2 separate regions of the Homo sapiens genome follow, and region 1 is linked to region 2. A link is a contact called in ENCODE Hi-C or POLR2A ChIA-PET data. All regions are on one chromosome and are shown on one strand. The core of a region is the stretch at or near the end of the contact, and the rest is flanking DNA. Distances in the headings are between cores, read along the strand shown. Region 1 has its middle 270 kb from the start of TFCP2L1. Region 2 overlaps GLI2 (GLI family zinc finger 2).

What was found. A loop is a pair of places that touch in the nucleus more often than their neighbours do. ChIA-PET counts read pairs that join two places held with the same protein, here RNA polymerase II (POLR2A). Pooled maps may share reads with other maps.
Region 1: a pooled map shows a loop between it and region 2 (2.6-fold over the local background). The contact joins two enhancer-like sites. A Hi-C loop is called at or near these places in 1 of 50 pooled maps. POLR2A ChIA-PET finds 5 or more read pairs at or near these places in 2 of 52 experiments (activated CD4-positive, alpha-beta T cell and activated CD8-positive, alpha-beta memory T cell).

Annotation. Positions count from the first base shown.
Region 1 is chr2:121,016,531-121,021,300 of GRCh38, reverse strand. No RefSeq gene overlaps it. Among named protein-coding and RNA genes, the nearest start is that of TFCP2L1, 270 kb to the left of the region's middle. RefSeq lists enhancers at 1,473-2,092, 2,093-2,712. Within about 2 kb of position 2,385, at least 3 of the 41 ENCODE cell types and tissues checked have a DNase peak (open chromatin) inside an H3K27ac peak, as active enhancers do.
Region 2 is chr2:120,860,888-120,865,776 of GRCh38, reverse strand. All of the region lies in intron 2 of GLI2 (GLI family zinc finger 2), which reads right to left. Among named protein-coding and RNA genes, the nearest start is that of GLI2, 130 kb to the right of the region's middle. Within about 2 kb of position 1,961, at least 4 of the 41 ENCODE cell types and tissues checked have a DNase peak (open chromatin) inside an H3K27ac peak, as active enhancers do.

The DNA of each region.
Region 1 (4,770 bases), core at 1,136-3,635, 160 kb before region 2:
TGCCCGGAGCCCTTCAAAGGGCCAACTAAACCAGGGCCTGGGTCCTTAGGGGCTGGTACCAAGACTCTCAGGGCCACCCTCAACCCTGGATATAGGGAAGAGCCTATACATTAGAGGACTCCTCTGCCCTGTGGCATCTCCCTTGGTGCCACATGGTGACAGTCCCTTCCCTTCCTCCTGGCCTATTAGATAGCACAGAATAGCCAGCCCATAGAAGCTGTTATTTGGTATCCTAAACTTGGAGTCATGTGTCTGAAGTCAGAGAGAGCTGCTATAGGAGGGGCTCCTGGCCTCTCCACCAGAGTGTCCCTAGGGAAAAGCCTACTGGTTTGTGTAGGTGTGTTTAACTAAACTCTCTAGACTGTGAGTCTCTTGATAGGGATTCCATCTTTCTATTTCCCAAACTTCTTATTATTAAAAATTAAAGGCCAGGTGCAGTGGCTCACACCTGTCATCCCAGCACTTCGGGAGGCTGAGGCTGGAGGATTGCTTGAGCCCAGGAGTTTGAGCCTAGCCTGGGCAACATGGTGAAATCCCATCTCTGCAAAAAAACAGAAAAATTAGTCGGGTGTGGTATCATGTGCCTGTAGTCCCAGCTACTTGGGAGGCTGAGGTGGGAGGATGTCTTGAGCCCAGGGAGGTGGAAGATCACTTGAGCCCAGGGTGATCAAGGCTGCAGTGAGCCAAGATGGTGCCACTGCACTCCAGCTTGGATGACAGAGTGAGATCCTGTCTAAAAATAAAATTAAAAAAATTAAAAACAGAGAAAAAAAGTTGATAGTACAATGGACTCTTGCAAACCTTCCATCTAGATTCAACAATTGTTCATAATTTGCCCTATTTGCTCTGACAACATATATACACAGATCGATTTTTTTTTACTGACCCTTTGAAAGTAAGAGGTAGACATAAGGACATTTTTCACTTAAATACTTCAGCCAGAGTGCATCTCCTAATAATAACGACATTCTCCTACAAAACTATTGTCACACCTAAAAAATTAATAGTTTCTCTAATATCTTCTAACACTCAGGCCATATTCAAATTTCACAGATTGTCCCAGGACTGTCCTTGATAGTTGTTTTTTTCTTCTGAACGAAGATTCAATCAAGGTTGACATTTGGTCACTGGGTCTCTTTCATCTCTTGTATCTAGAATACACAACACCCCCTTTTTTCTGAGGCTACTGGCTTCCTGAGGAGCCAGGCCAGATGTCCTGCAGAAGGAGGGACCATGTTTGTGTCACCCCTATATCCTCAGTGCGTGTTGGGGGCCCCAGAGACCAGGCCTGGGCTGATGAGCTGGGAGGCCAGCCCCTTTGGGGAGGAGCTTCCCACTGAGCTCGGCTCAGCCTGCCTCCAGTTCCCCATGCCCCACTCAGATGCCTGCCTGACGACTCCTTCCTACCCACGAAGACTTCACGCCCAGGGCGACATGGGTTGATGGTCCACATACTCATTCCTTGGGAGGTTTAATCTGTTTTATTGAATTTTCAGATTCTCAAATCAATACCCATAATAATGCCCAGCAGAAATAAAATCTCGCTCCAGGTATTTTGCCAGATGGTTGATATTTACACATAGCAGGTTTCCCTTCACGGCTTCAGATAGCTTAATAAGTCTCGCCACAGGCAGTATATCCCAGCAGTTGGCCAGTGCACGGGCCAGGAAGGGGCCACTGCCTTCCAGGGGTCTCACTCCCCAGCCTCCGTGCTCAGAAACGCTTTCTGCAGGCCCTGGTGCACATCATTAGACCTCTCCACAGCCTCCTCATTTGTAAAATGAAGGACGTAAGAAGAATAGGAGATCTCTGCATTAGACGGGACCTTTACTGTGCCAGTCTGGCCCCAGTCCCCTAGAAGCAAGCAGCCTGGGCACAGTAGGAGCGTGAACCAGGGAGACGGCTGGGTGGAGGGGGCAGGGGCTGCTGTCAGATTCCCTCAGTAGGAGAAGCTGCTGGTTAGCTGGGGGCCTCGAGGCAGAACAGCTGTGCTGGGGATATGCAGAGGGTGCAAGCAGACTGGGCTAGGCTGGAGCGCCTCAGGGCAGGGGAATTCCCCGCAGAAGAGCTGGCAGGAGGCCGCTAGGCTTCTGAAGCACTGCCTTTGTGGAGTTCCAGGCCCTTTGAGGGCGGCCGCTTGTTCTGAGAGCCTTACGCTCCTCCTTACGAGGCCCCCTTAGTGCCTGGCTGGTTGGAAGGACGAGGCGCCTCTGAACCCACCCAAACAGGACGGCCTGAAAGGCTGCTGTGGGGTTGAGGCGAGGCGATGCCCGTGCAGGGCCAGCCACGAGGCTGGGGAACACTCGGGCGGAAGGCTCCAGTCCCTCCCGCGCCTCCCCGCCTCAGGGGCTGCTGCGGGCGTGAGCAGCAAATCCCACTCACCCGGAAGGGCTGGACTGCAGCCGCCAGGCCAATGGGGCGTCTGGCTGTCGTGTGGCCTCCTATCGCCTGGTTGCGGCCCTCATTGAGGGCTGACTGTTCTTCCTGCTGCCTCCGCCCCCTCATTCAGCAGCCCTGAGGGACCACAGCGTTCTGCTGGGTATGGCGGGAACAGAGCCAGACGCCGAGCACCTCCCAAGATGCCCGTCATGGGCCCGGAGCTGGACAGTGAGGACCCTCAAGGAGCCCAGCAGGACTCGAAGGCACACAGGCGGCTGGGCCTTACGCACCCCGTTGTGGAGACGGAGGAGGTGGTCAGGCATCTTGGGGAGGTAGGAGGTGAGCTGGGTCTTAAATAGCGGAGGAGGCCACGAGCTGAACTGACAGCCCAGGCGTCCTGAGAATGGTTTGTGCTGGGGAGCAGGAGTCTCAGAAAGCTGATGCTTCTAGAAGACCAGGAAGGGCCCCTGCTTTCATCTTACCCCCTGGGCAGAAGACGCTGAAAGGTCATTTGAGGCCAGCTCAGGACCGCGGGCAGGTGGCGAGAGGGGTCCACTCTCAGGGCAGGCAGTACGCAGGTGCAGGAGCTATGGCAAATTTAAAAGTAGTAATAAGGCTGGGCGCGGTGGCTCACCCTGTAATCCCAACACCTTGGGAGGCCAAGGCGGGTGGATCACCTGAGGTTAGGAGTTCGAGGCCAGCCTGGCCAACATGGTGAAACCTCGTCTCTACTAAAAATACAAAAAAATTAGCCAGGCGTGGTGGCGCGTGTCTGTAATCCCAGCTACTCAGGAAGCTGAGGCATGAGAATTGCTCTGAGGCACGAGAATCGCTCGATCGCTTGAACCCGGGAGGCGGAGGTTGCAGTGAACCAAGATCATGCCACTGCACTCCAGCCTGGGCGACAGAGTGAGACTCTGTCTCAATTTAAAAATAAATAAATAAAAGTAGTAATAAAACAGACTAATAATTGGTCTGCTTTTATTGATAACCTGCATCAGCCATTCTAAACTATGTCAATAGTAAGATTTTCCTCTGAGAAGAAAATCTTTTGTTGGTTTAAGTTGTAAATAATTGCTATGGTTGAATTTTAATAATGCATATGTGTAAGCTTCAAATGAGCACACTTTTATTAATTACCCTTTAATAAACATTGGGTTCTACATAGAAGACAATTTGAGGGCTCCAAGTTATACAATTGGCCTCTGTCACTCACTGGCCCAGCTACACCCATTGCAAGCCATGTTCAGATGTCCTGGAATCACTGGACTTCCTTTCAGGCACAATTTGTGTTTCCAGCTGCCGCTGCAATACGCTGCTCAGACACGGTGGCTGCAAAGACTGACGCAGAACTTGAGGCGTCAATTAGTGTTCAAAACTGAGAACAGTGAAGCAGCGCAAACTGCTGGCTGTAATGTTTTTGTCTGGTAAGCACAGGTTTTAGCTCATACATGAACTATTTGGCAGAATTTGAATAATGTCTTTAAAATCCGAATGTATATTTTTATGTTAGTTGGCTATTTTAAAACTCATTAAGTCAATAAAATAAAACACTACCTCATTGTGTGATTTAGTACGTGCCTACATTGTACACTTTGCAGATGTTTTGGTTTTGTTAAAATTAACTTATTAGTTATGAGACAATTCATTATACAAGTTAGTATTACCTCAACCTGGAACTAAAGGATTAAAGTTCAAACTGTTGGGTAGCTATAAAAAGTATTGAATAAATAGTTGAGTTTTTTCCTTTTGGGTACTGTAATTTTTGTTTTCTTTTCCTTTCTTTTTACTTTTTAAAAAATTGTCTTTACCTGAATGATCATATGTATAAATATTATATTATATATAAACATATAGTTAATATTAATATATTATATTAGTATATTATTATATAACATACCAAATAATATATAAATATTATATACTATGATTATATATAATCATAATTGAACATTATATGTTTTTCACTAGGGGTGTTTCTTTTCTGGCTGTTAATATTTTTCCATACTGAAAGTGATTTTTTTTTTTTTTGAGACAGGCTCAATTCCCCAGGCTGGAGTGCAGTGGTTTGATCTTGGCTCACTGTAGCCTCAACTTCCTAGGTTCAAACGATCCTCCCACCTCAGCCTCCTGAGTAGCTAGGACCCTAGGCACACACCACTACATCCGACTACTTTTTAAATTATTTGTAGAGACAAGGCCTCCCTATGTTGCCCAGGCTGGTCTTGAACTCCCGGGCTCAAGTGATTCACCTGCCTCAGCTTCCCAAAGTGCTGGGATTACAGGCGTGAGCCAGTGTTCCTGGCCTGAAAGTGACTGTGTTGTTTAGGGGAGAGTGTGTTATAAATGACCTGCCGTTCTCTCAATTCTCTCAGCACTTCTTTGCCAATC
Region 2 (4,889 bases), core at 712-3,211:
ATATACCCTCCCCACGGCATACAGCAGCCCTTGAGATGAGTCAGGTGGCTTCCTGGGATGGCAGGGATGGGGAGAAGATGGTCAAACCAGACGCTGCTTCAGCGACACTTCTATAGGGCCATGGGGTTGCAAAGGGATCAGAGGTTTGTCCCGGTCACTTACACAAAAAGCTCAACCCCAACGCTCCCGGGTCAGCAAAACTGAAAAGCAGAACCCCTTCTTGGGTGGTACTGCCTCCAAGGGCACCGCAAAGGCCACAGAAAGAAAACAAGGGAAGGGAACCAAACTTTTCCTCAGCCTCGGGGGAGAACTAGACCATGCTGGAGGCTGGTGGAATGGAGCCTCCAACTCTTTCCTGATGGGACCCTTGCCAGAAGGACCCCGTCCCTCCTAGTGGCGAGGACAGAACTCCTTAAGTTCAGAATCCTGATCCTTCTGACAGTAGTCGGGTGGCAACTGTGTTACATGGGGGGCAGGGCATCTATGCAGACAGCAGGACCTGGCCCAGCTACTGTTTGCATGCAGTGAGCTCATCGATGAGGCTCCCCTCCATGCAGTGGCTGCTCTGGAACCGCGAAGGGCTCCACTGACACAGGCAAGCGCTCAGACACTCGAGCCACGTTTAGTCAGCCCTCCTGGCTCGGGCTCCCCAGCCCCGGATACTACCCATAGATGGAAGTGATGAGGCCTCAGGCAGAATCCCAGGGCACCATCACCAGCCCTTCCCCTCAGCTTCCCTGGGGCAATGTTCAGGCTCAGAATGAGGCACTACCGAGTTGGAAGAGAACTGGTTGGACCCCAACAGTGAATGCCCCACAGAAAGGGCTGCTCTCTGGACCCCACGGCCATCTCCAGAGAGACCCCTTCCCAAGGTGTCTGCAGCCTGGGCCAGGCCTTCCATAGGCAGTGATGATTCTGAGCTGGTTCTCTTCAGCCAGGCTTAGAGGAGGAGGGGTTTGAAGAAATGCCCTTCCATGACATACAAGTGACCCACAGAGAGCCAAAGCCCTGCTCAGGTAAGAGAGGATGGGGCCGGGCGCGGTGACTCACGCCCGTAATCCCAGCACTTTGGGAGGCCAACGTGGGTGGATTACGAGGTCAAGAGATCGAGACCATCCTGGCTAAAAATACAAAAAAATTAGCTGGGTGTGGTGGTGGGCACCTGTAGTTTCAGCTACTTGGGAGGCTGAGGCAGGAGAATGGTGTGAACCTGGGAGGCGGAGCTTGCAGTGAGCCGAGATCGTGCCACTGCACTCCAGCCTGGGCGACAGACAGAGCGAGACTCCGTCTCAAAAAAAAAAGAGAGGGTGGGAGTGCCTCTGGCAAGCCCACTCCAATCCCCATTCGACCCCTACCTTCAGCCATCGAGACACATGGGCTCTGCACAGAGCAGGACTTGCAGGGGCAGAGGTTGGAGATGGGATCAGCTGGAGCTGCCTTGGCCCTGAGCAACCCATGTAAAAAACAGCAGGTGGGAAACGGACACAGCCAGGCAACAAAACTACAGTCAAGACCAGCCTGTGTGCTCTTGTCCCAGGGGACAGTGTCTCCCAGAACTACCTTTCCTGGAAGCAGCCCTCCCGTCTGTGTGTGCCAGCCCTGCAGGAAGACCATGGCATCCTACCAGTGTCCCCACACGGGCCCTCACAGAGCCTCCTCCTGCAGGCTGCCACCAGGACTCTCCACACCCAGAACTTTCCCTGGCTCCACCAAAGCCCAGTAGGTAACCTCTAAGTCCAGTGACTGCCCTTGGGAATTTGTCTACTTCTCCAGCCGCCCTCCACACACAAGTCATTTTGCTGCCAAACTGGCCTTTCCATTGACCCTAATATGCCCGCAGACACAGCAGACACAGCAGACGCCACCCTCTCTCCTGTTCACATTGACGCCTCAGCCCCATCAACTCCTCCTCCAAGCAAAAGGCTTCCTGGAAGGGCTGCCTCGGCCTCGCCCTCCTGTGACTCAGCTTATCTGTGCTGTTCCCAGGACATATCAGACCCTTTATGTTGTTCTGAATACAGGCTATTCCCACTTACAAATGAGCTGTGTTCTCAAAGGTCGACATATTATAAATCAATGATTTGGAACTTAAATGCATTTTCCCATAAAAAATAATGTAACATAATATGAGTAGCTTTCCATGTTAGCCCACAAATGCCCAGATAATCCACATTGTGGCTAAGATACTACATAGATGCAGTTAAAACCTCTATTTAAAAAATACAATACTAGTAATTAAGTAGACTGAAAATCATTAAGCATCTGATTAAAACAGAATAAAGAACTGTGTGTTCTTCACGTGGAGTCCTAGTGCTTGAAGCAAGGCAGGCTCTCATCATAGCAGGAGAGACGGCCCGTGGTGGATTCTACAGCCCTGGGGTTGTGCAATCACAGGTGTGGGGTGGAGACCGCGGTCAGGAAGAGGCAAGCACTGACTGGGTCAGGCAGCCCTTGACCAGGGGCAACACGGGCACTGGCCGGAGCCAAGGCATGCAAGGGTCCTGAGGGGCAGTGGTCGGCTGCCGGAGAAATGCCTGCAATTGCTCCTCTTTAGGGAACTTGTGGGCTTCATGCTTCCAGGGTCTCCCAGAAACTCCTGTTAATCCATCAGTAGGCATGTTGTCCTCTCATTGGTCTTGACTAAGTCCAAGTTGTGAGTTGTCTAAGCCAAGTCCTCCAATGGCTCAACCACAGCAATAGCCCCTTCCAGGCGCTCTGGTCACCTTGCAGGCCTATGAAGCAGATGTTGTTAACATGGATGAAAACCCAAGACTTGAGTTTTTGCAGCTGGCAAGGGGCAGAGCTGATCCCCAGCTGCTCCACTGCCTCTGGAAGCTCCCTCCGACTGGGGAGCCAGGGAGGGAAAGAGATACGAGCTACAATCTCATGCTACCAATGAACACAAAGTACAATTTGCCACCAGCCCTATTAGCTGGAGGTCTGAGCAGGCTGTCCTCTTAGGCGGGAGGAGCCCCGCTCTGAGCCGGGGCCAGCCTTCCACTTTGGCTGTATTGCTAACCCCACACTCGCTCACCCAGAACCTCGGAGTGCCTGCCCTGCACAGGCACCAGTGAAGCGATAATGAATAAGATATTGTGCATTTCCTCAAAGATCTGAGAAGGCCCAGGCTTGGCCCCCCACCTGCCCAGCTCAGCACCCTCACCGGCCCACCTACACACAAAGTGCTCACGATGGACCCACAAGGGCTCCGGCTCCCACAGCTCTTGCCAATCCACCCCACAGAAGACAGAGAGACGGGGTCACGCACAGCTCAGCATGTTTTACAGATAAGGAAACAGGGATGCCTGAAGTCACACGGATACCTTAGTGGCAGGGCAGACATAACCCAGGAGTCCCTGGAGCCCCCAGACGGCAAGGCCTGCTGTGTCCCCAGTACCTCGTGCAATGCCTGGCACACAGCAGGAGCCTGGCGGAGGGGTGGGCGAACTGCATCCTTATGTTAGGAGGCATTTCCTGTGTAGGCATTTGTTTATTCCACAAACATTTAGCAAATGCCTTTGGGCCAGGGCTCACCCCACATTCATTCCAGGTCTCCTTGGAAGCCCTCCTGCATAGACATCTGCCCTCTATGCGATAATTTCCCTTTGCCATGGGGCTGCCTCCCCTTCACCATTACATAGCCTGTCACCCAAGCCTTGCCTGCCAAAGCGGGAAAGCTTTTCTTAGTTGTTTCTTGCAGGAAGAAAGAGGAAGAAAAGACTCACACACGGGCCACGTCACCCCTTCTGTGGTGCCTGCACATCTCCGTGTTCCTCCTCCCCATCTGGGGTGGTTCACCCCTCAGATGTATAATGAATCAGGCACTCGCTCATTAATAAGAAATGACAAGCGATCATCTCATTGAAATCTGCCGAGCTGCCAGAGCCTGCAGACACAACCCCTGCCTGGCTCTGCAATTCCACTGTGGTCAGGCGGTAATGAGTCTGTGGGGTGGACAGGCCAGCTAGTGAGCATATTAGCACTTAACGTGCAGGCAGGGAAGTCACATTTCTGCGGTGGACAGCCTCAGGACCGGCAGGTTAATGCCTTTTTCGTCTGTATTAACAAAGGGCTCAGCTCAGCAGGCCCCGGTTCCCCCAGGGTCAGCGAGCTGGGAGAATGCCACGGGCCGTGGAGGGTTAATCCCTGCTGTGGCAATCAGCAAACCCTGGTGTCCAAATTCTCAAGAGGGCCCAAGAGCAGCCCAGGCTTGGAGACTGAACCACTTGGATGCTTTTTTGTTTTAAAAAGCAAGTTGAGTGAGCAAAAGATCTTGACAGGAGACTGGATGACTATAGCGTGGGCGACTCCAGCCACAGGCCCAGGACTGGGACCCCTCCCAGGCTCCACCTGGAGCTGAATCACAGGGGCAGCAGGCCCATCCAAGGGCCATACTACAGGAGGTGCCTCCAGGAAGCCTGCAGGGGCCTGCTGAGCTTCTCTCATGGGGCACACCTGCTATTTCATATTCACGTCAGCACCCACTACATATGGGGTTTCACAGGCAGGGCTGGAGTCTGGTAGAATATGAACCACACTGAACAGACAGCACAGAATGGAATTCGCACTCCGTCACTCATGGGCTACATGGCCTCAGAGACATCAGGAAACTCGGGTTCCTCACCTGTAAAATGGGTGATAGAGACTCTCTTGCAGAGGGTAAATGGGCTCTAATCATCACCCAGTCATTGCATAATAAATGACAGCTCTCATGATTAGGGTGGGCATCTAGGGCTTCAGGATTTTAAAGGCAGAGTGGTCCAGCTTCTGCCTCATTCATCATCATTTATATCATTTGCATCACCATTGCACACTCCTGTGTGCTGGCCATAACGGATCTCTAATTTTCACAACAATCCTTGGGCCAGGTACATTAACCCTGGCCATAT